Regions from separate parts of the Homo sapiens genome. Here region 2 is linked to region 1. The links are chromatin contacts, found by Hi-C or POLR2A ChIA-PET in ENCODE. All regions are on one chromosome and are shown on one strand. The core of a region is the stretch at or near the end of the contact, and the rest is flanking DNA. Distances in the headings are between cores, read along the strand shown.

What was found. Hi-C counts contacts between places; a loop is a spot of excess contacts on that map. ChIA-PET counts read pairs that join two places held with the same protein, here RNA polymerase II (POLR2A). Pooled maps may share reads with other maps.
Region 2: a map of IMR-90 shows a loop between it and region 1 (2.6-fold over the local background). The contact joins two enhancer-like sites. A Hi-C loop is called at or near these places in 34 of 168 maps with a recorded cell type or tissue (Caco-2, HepG2, IMR-90 and 18 more) and 16 of 50 pooled maps. POLR2A ChIA-PET finds 5 or more read pairs at or near these places in 4 of 52 experiments (H1, MCF 10A, PC-9 and 1 more).

Annotation. Positions count from the first base shown.
Region 1 is chr15:29,764,349-29,768,223 of GRCh38, reverse strand. It overlaps TJP1 (tight junction protein 1), which reads left to right. Exons shown (of 28, transcript NM_001330239.4): 5 at 1,682-1,958. Among named protein-coding and RNA genes, the nearest start is that of TJP1, 56 kb to the left of the region's middle. Within about 2 kb of position 1,888, at least 3 of the 41 ENCODE cell types and tissues checked have a DNase peak (open chromatin) inside an H3K27ac peak, as active enhancers do.
Region 2 is chr15:29,803,146-29,807,043 of GRCh38, reverse strand. All of the region lies in intron 1 of TJP1 (tight junction protein 1), which reads left to right. Among named protein-coding and RNA genes, the nearest start is that of TJP1, 17 kb to the left of the region's middle. Within about 2 kb of position 1,788, at least 2 of the 41 ENCODE cell types and tissues checked have a DNase peak (open chromatin) inside an H3K27ac peak, as active enhancers do.

The DNA of each region.
Region 1 (3,875 bases), core at 639-3,138:
TGTTTCTCATCCTTGAGCTTCAGCGTTGTTTCCTCAGAATGGCCCTCTGCTCAGGCCCTCATCCTGATCCTGAACCAGTATCTGATAATAATAGTAGTAGTCATAGGAAGCAGTAGTATTAAGTGTAGAGCAGCCCTTTGAAGAAGTTTAGGCACATAGAGAAGAGAGAAAAGATGATAACATGCAGGTGAATAGCAAGACAGAGAAATAGAAGATTAATTGGGGGAGCTTAGTAGGTAGAGGACAGATTTTAGGTAAATAAAGAGATTGAAGTTTCAGGTAACCTGGAGTATGGTAATTGATGAAGAAAAAAGTCTTAGAGGTAGGTAGGGATGAGAATGAGAGCTCAAATACAAGGGTTTTGTTCATCCAGGGAGAAGATTGCCTTGGTCTTTGAGACCAGAAGGAAAGAGGACCAAATAAATGAGACACTGAAAAAATTTAGGAGGGGAAATACTGAAAAAATTTAGGAGGGGAGGGGGAGTAAAATGGCACTGATCTTAAAGCAGGCTGAGTGGCTGGGATCTTGAAGAATGGTTGTAGAATACCTACATTAGCGAATTCCACAGAGAGGCAACAATATGTAGATGAAAGGATTGCTGAACAAGAGCAAGACTTCTGTAAAATGAATTTACAGAGGGCCTCATCAGCAAAGTGTGGAAGTGAAGGTAATAATAGGACTGGAGTTTGTCAGGGCAGATGATTGAGGGGTCAAGAAAAAGTCATTTAAATATGGCAACAGGATGTCTCATGCAAACTTAGGGGGAATGCGAGTGAAACCAGGATGGAACTGATGAACTAAGATGAAGGAATTGGAAATAAGATAGTGAAAAGTTTCAGTAGCTCAAGGTGTCCGACATAGAAGACAAGGAGTGATACACAAGGAGATCCTGTAGAACTACAGTGAGGTCAAGTGTATACTATTGTGAGAAGGCAAAGTGTAGTCCACAGATTACAGGGCCATTCAGTCAGCAGGTGTAATACATGTAGATCGTCAGCTTGCAGAGAATGAAGGAAATAAGTGGACAGGCAATACAGAGCCAGTTACCAGAATCATTGAGAAAAGAACGCCAGAGGGAAGAATTTGCACCTAGACTGGGAGTACAAATTGAAGAGATCCAGAGACTGAAAGCAGTTTGTGTTGGTGAAGTACGGCTGAGTTAATTAGCTCCAACATATTATTGAATGTTAGTGCGGCTATAGAATAAATTATCTCTTAGAGGTCTGGGGCAATTGTGGGCTTTGATATTGATGCATTCTAAAATTTTTAAGGAAGCAAGTTGGGCATGGAAGTTTGCTGTGGTTTTGGTAGCACCTAGAGTATATTTGATGGCATTAGAGTACAGTGCTGTCCTTTTTATTCAAACCACCAACAGTTGTTAGTTTCCCTGTAAGCTTGTGATTATTACACCAGGAAGATCTTTCTGTGTGAAGTAAATAAAGAGGTTTTTAGGCCCACTCGTTCTTATTTGTGCTTAACCAGATCTGTTTATCAGGAGAACAGAAAACACAGCCTTTATGGAAATGTATTCCTTAGAAATTTGTTGTAGTTGTTTGTGTATTGTTTCTTGCTGGTTCATAGTTAATATGGGATGAGAAGTGTAATATTCCTTTCTCTTTGGAACTGAACGTACATATATGAAAATCAGTCAACTTATTTTTTAACCTTTTTAACTTGCAGACAATTAGAAGGAAGAAGAAAGTTCAAATACCAGTAAGTCGTCCTGATCCTGAACCAGTATCTGATAATGAAGAAGATAGTTATGATGAGGAAATACATGATCCAAGAAGTGGCCGGAGTGGTGTGGTTAACAGAAGGAGTGAGAAGATTTGGCCGAGGGATAGAAGTGCAAGTAGAGAGAGGAGCTTGTCCCCGCGGTCAGACAGGCGGTCAGTGGCTTCCAGCCAGCCTGCTAAACCTACTAAAGTCACACTGGTGAAATCCCGGAAAAATGAAGGTATTCTCTGCCAACTCTTGCTGTTTTTTTCACATGAAAATTTAAAACTAATTTTAATGAGAAGTACAGTTGCTGTCTCTTCATGTCTTTGCTTTGTTGTCTTTGTGTTTGTGTTCTATCACTGTAAGTCAAATCCTGTTATGGCAGGCTTCAGGGACTGTTCATTTTTTCCGTTGGAACAGATAACACTTCAAGTGAATTGTCCAGGGCTTGGCTTTTGGATTTGTTGTGATGAGAATAGCCAGGTACAAATTATGCTAACAAGAAATGTCACACCATCACCAAATGGAAATTCAGTGTTTTTCTTAACTGTTAGTAGTGTAATCATGGAGAGAAATCTTGGGAGTGTTGTTGTTGTTGTTGTTTTTGTTGTTGTTACAAGGTCTGGCTCTGTCACCCAGGCTGGAGTGCAGTGGCACAATCTCAGCTCCCTGCAACCTCTGCTTCCCAGGCTCAAGCAGTCCTCCCACTTCAGCCTCCCTGGTAGCTGGAAGTACAAGTACATGCCACCATGTCCAGCTAATTTTTTTATTTTGGGTAGAGACAGGGTTTTTGCCGTGTTGCCCAAGCTGTTCTCAAATTGGTAAGCTCAGGCAATTCACCTGCCTCGGCCTCCCACAGTGCTGGGATTATAGGCGGGAAGCCACTGTGCCCTGCTGGGACTTCTTCCCCCTCACTCCAGACTGTTTTTTTTAAATGGAGGAATTTAAGGAAAGGAACCCCTTATAGAGCATTTCTCCATAATGCAGTACTTCTTTGAAGTTTTTGAAACTGAAACTCAGCTGCTTTCCCTCATGCCTCATTAAATTTGATAAAAAATGGATCTGACTGTGGCTTGCTCCTTCTGTGGGCATGCATGACTGATCATTTTGATATAAAGGGTGTTACAGTTGGAATATTATCAAGACTTACTTTGATCTGCTTTACCACTTGGCATATCTCCTAGGTGGTATTCCATACCCCCATTCAGTGAAGTCTCAGTGAAGTTGTCAACATTTGCTGTTTTTACTTCACTACTTACCCCTCAATCCTCTCTGGTCTGGTATCTTTTCCGCTCTGCCCCCAAAAATGTTCACACTAAATCTAGTGGAAGTTTTTCAGTCTCTAGCTTGCTTGCCTTTTCAGTATCATTTCACATGGTTAACCACTCCTTATTTTCAAAAATAATGTCTTCTTTGGTAGTACTGTATCTTTCTGTTTTTTTCCCCCACCTTTCTGTATCTTTTGCAAGCTCATTCTCCTCACCCTGCCCTTTATAACGTTCTGTCAGTTTCTCTCCTAGAATCTTTTTTTCCACTTAAGGTAACTTTTTTTTTCTTTTCCTCAGGTTGAATAACAATTAATTTAGGCAATCTCATCTGCTCCCCTGCTTCCAGTCACTGCTGATGATGGCAGAACCTCTTTCTCCAGCCCAAATCTTTACACTCTTGTGTTCCAACTGTTAGGCATATTCACTTAGATGTTCCTGTAGGTCCCTGAAACACAGCACATCTCAAATGAAACTCATCTCCCTCTTAAAATTTTTCTTTGTATTTCTCATGAAGTATTCAGTTGAATGTGTTTCTATTGATCCAGTTTCTCAGGCCATTCCCAGATGACATGGTAGTTACCCTTGCCTTCTCTTTTTTTCCCATGCATGATGAATGTCCTCACTCCTGAATACCACTCTTATCCATCCCACTCTTTCTCCACTGCCTCCACCCTTTTCCAAGCCACTGTCATCTCTTACATAGACTCATTTGGTCTCATAGGTTGTCTCTTGGATCCCTTTAAGTTGATTCTGCAGATTTCTTCATAGATCCTCTGTGACACTTCTGTCTTACTCTTTTGCCCCTTTCTTTATTAGTTCTCAGTCTCAGCTACACTAGACTTATGACTTCATTAGGTCCACCAGGTTTTTTTCTTCATTACTTTGAT
Region 2 (3,898 bases), core at 539-3,038, 39 kb before region 1:
GAGACTTTTATCCTATGGTTGCTGCCTTCTTATTTTGATCATTATTTTAATTCTTATGTTTCCTGAATTTTTATCTTCTATTCATGAAGTTTGTTGAATCCCTGAATATCGTTAGGACCCTTCTTCATTTTATTTTAGAGTGATCTTTTTTACTACCTCCTGGACATTTCTATTTTGGGAATTTAAATGACGGCCCATCAGATCAGTCCAAATATACATATTTTGCCTTACCTTTTAACATGTAGCACTATTCCCTTTGTACTTCATTTGTGTTGCAGTGATCACAATTTGAAATTATGTAATTGAAACTTCATTGAAGGGCAGGGGTCATCTGTTTTATTCACTGAAACCTACCTTGTCCTTCTCCTTAAGTTCCTGGCTCAACCTCATCTCCATAGATGATCTTGCTTTCAATTTGGATGGAAAAAAGCCAAAAAGACCAAAACAGAAACACTTTGGAGTTCAGAAGGAATGAGAAGCCGTTCAGTGTAGCAGCTTTGCTCACAGAAGGAACTTGGAGGGTTCACAGAGTGTTCTTAATACCTTTACTATTGGTTTTCCTAATGGGGAACTGCATGTCATCAAGAAAGGGTGTTCCTTGAAGATTTGTGGAAATTTTATTATTTTATGATGTCAGATAAATGAGGTGTATTGATCTAAAAAATTGAGGGATCTTAAGCTTTGGTGTATTCTCTGGACAGTAAGTAGTGTTTTGTATTAGCTCCATTGGTTTTCATGTATCCTCATTGTCTGCTTCTTCTCAAATTCCTTTGGTTGTCCACAGGGTTATCTTAGTCCTTGGGTAATTACATCTTTTCCTTTTGACTTCAGCACTGCTACTTGGTTGACTACTCAAGAGCCATTTTGAACTCCACCCACACTTCTCACTAACTTTCTAACTGGTTTCCCTTTCTCAAATCATTTTCCCATTACAGCCTTCAGGATGAATTCTTATATCATTTGATCGTCGAAAATTCTTTAGTGTCTTCCATTTGAGTTTAAAGTCCTTGGCATTATATTATAAAGCCTGTTGTGATCTGGTACCCTTGCACCTTCTCTCCTTTTACTCTCTCCTTGTTCCATAAATTGTACAACTTAGTCATATCAAAGCCAGCGTCATGTGTAGCATCACACAATCTTGCTGACATGCTGTTTCTTCTGAAACATCTTTCTCCACTTTTTTCCTGGACATCCTTCAAGCTTGATGAACTCAAAACGTTGCTGTCTCAGGGAACAGATCTCTGATCTTCACAGCAGACACAGTCCTTTTGCATCTTCCATAACAGCTCTTATCTATGTGGTGCAAAAGTTATTTATTTTGGTGCAAAAAGCTCATATCTTTTGATGCCATTTTAATGGCAAAAGCTGCAGTTATTTTTGCACCAACCTAAATACCATTTAGTGTTCTCAGCTGCTTCTTTGAGCCCCTAGGGAGGGAGAGGGACCTTTTTTTGGCCTCCCCAACACTTACCATGTCTGATACATGTTTGTTGAATGAATGAATGAATGAATGATACATGGATTGGTTTTGAAATTACAGCCATAAGGTTAGTAAAATTTAACTGGCTGTGTATTTAGATAATGTTAAGGAGTTCTTCATTTGGAGTATACTTTATATCTTCTCTTTTGGATTTGTTCTTCTCCCAGTTATAGGCTCATCCTGTCTTTTCAGTTATTGTGCCCTCCTATCTTTCCCCATTCAGTAATCAGTCCTGAAGGACAGTGAAACTGCCTAGAACTGGGATCTGAAGTTTTGGCAGGAAGCCCTTCAGAGTTGGTGATCTGAGTAGTGTCTTTGCCAGCTGGAGCTTAGAACAAAGAAACTAAACAAACTCTTGGCAGATTGTGAAATACAGCTTTTTGCTTCTTCAGAAATTGTGATTCTAGTCAGTTGATGCTGACTTAGAAATGTGCGCAGAACTCAGAATCCAGCAACCATGAATTGCAGTCACTTTTGATGCCTGCAGTGCTTCACTAATTATTGAATTTGTAGCCTGTTCATTGGAATTATAGTCTGATAGAATTTTGGAGCTAGAAAAGTCTTTTCATTTGAGATAATTTCACCCATTTCCCTAATTGTGTAGGTGAGGAAAATTAAGATCACGTTTCTAGTTGATGATACCTTTCGGCTCTGGTCTCCTTATGCCTGGTCTAGTTCATTTCCTGTTTACCAGCATCTGTCTGAGTTACTAGGGAATGGTAGTGCTAGAATCATGCTTAGAGGAGTAATACATTTTCCCCTTGGTCTCCTACAAGCCTAAATGTCTTGAACCTGAGACTGGTAATTTACCAGAAGCTTTTTGTGCAAGTTATGCAGTTATCCCTTGTGCATGTTTGAAATGAGAAAATGACAAGCAAGTTTACAATAAGGATATTAAGTTTTAAAAATAATTTGATAAGTAATAGATGAATGTAATTAAAAGTACAAAGGGCTCCCAGTGAAAAGTGAGACTCCTCCTACCTGGTTTTCCTTTCTCCACTCCAGAAGCCATGCGTTTCTTAGGTATTCTTCCAAAGGAACCTCCACACCCCTTGCTTTTCTAATGCATCAAAATTCTCAGTCATTAGTGAACATTTTTTCTTTATGGAATGCTCATTAAAATAGTGGTTAATAAATTTACTGGTACTAAAAATGTCTCATATCAATTTTAGCTTTGATTTCTGAGTGATTTACTAGAAGGATTTCTTAGTTTTTCCTCAGCATTTTATTATGATCACTTTCAAACACGTAACAAGATTGAAAGCAGTCTGCCATGGTTACCTGAATCCCAACCACTAAGATTCTACCATTATCATTTTACTGTATTTGCATTATTACATATTTACGTGTTTGTTCATCCTTCCATTCCTCATTCAGAACTCCTCATCAGTACTGCCTGGTTATATAAACAACCATGGATAGAATTTGCTACTTTTGCCACAGAAGCAAATGAAAGGCTAGAGAATGGAGAGAGATGACATGGTCCATCATTTAAACTAGGAATATATTTTTCTGTTTTTTGTTTTTTTTTTTTAAAGATAAGGAGTGGTAAAACATAGTAACTCACTTATATTATGGATTAAGTTGGTTTAGTGGCTGGTCAAGAGCCTAACCACTTCTTTTGATGTTTCATTCTCAATTACTTTCTTCTACATAGGTCTTCCTTCAGATAAATCAAGCTATAATTGATGTTTAACAGAGAAGTTTTTTGAGATGTGGACTTTTCCAGTCCTCCAAAGAAAAACTATATTGATTTTGATGTGGAATGGTGAGAGCAATTATGTTTTAGTATTTTAGTCTTCTCCCTTGTACAAAGCAAGTTTCTCTTATTGCACTCCTCCTGGAGACTGTACATTAAGACCTTAATGTATAGATTGCTTACTAACAGGAGAATAAACATTTTTTATAATTAACAATAAGAACATTAATCCTCTTAAGCATTATTTGATTTTCCTAAAAGCCAAGTGGAAAAACAGATACAGATGCTTCTCAGCTCACTTAGAACAATGTCCTGATTAAACTCATCGTAAGTTGAAAATACTTTACGTCAAAAATGCATTTAATACACCCAACCTACCCAGTATCATAAGCTTAGCCCAGCCTACCTTAACCATGCTCAGAACACTTACATTAGTATATAGTTGGGCAAAATTATCTAACACAAAAGCTTACTTCACAATAAAGTGTTGAATATCTCATATAATTTCTTGAATACTGTAGTGGAAATGAAAAACAATGGTTGTATGGGTACCATCGTAAAGTCAGAAAATCAAGTTGACCCATCCTAAGTCAGGGACTGTCTGTATTCGAAATGTCAAATAGGAATGAGATTTTGTGAATATAGTTTAAAATACATTGCCAGTTTGTTCTGATGGGGAATGGAGAAAGGAAAGCAGGAAGATAAAACACCTGATAGAA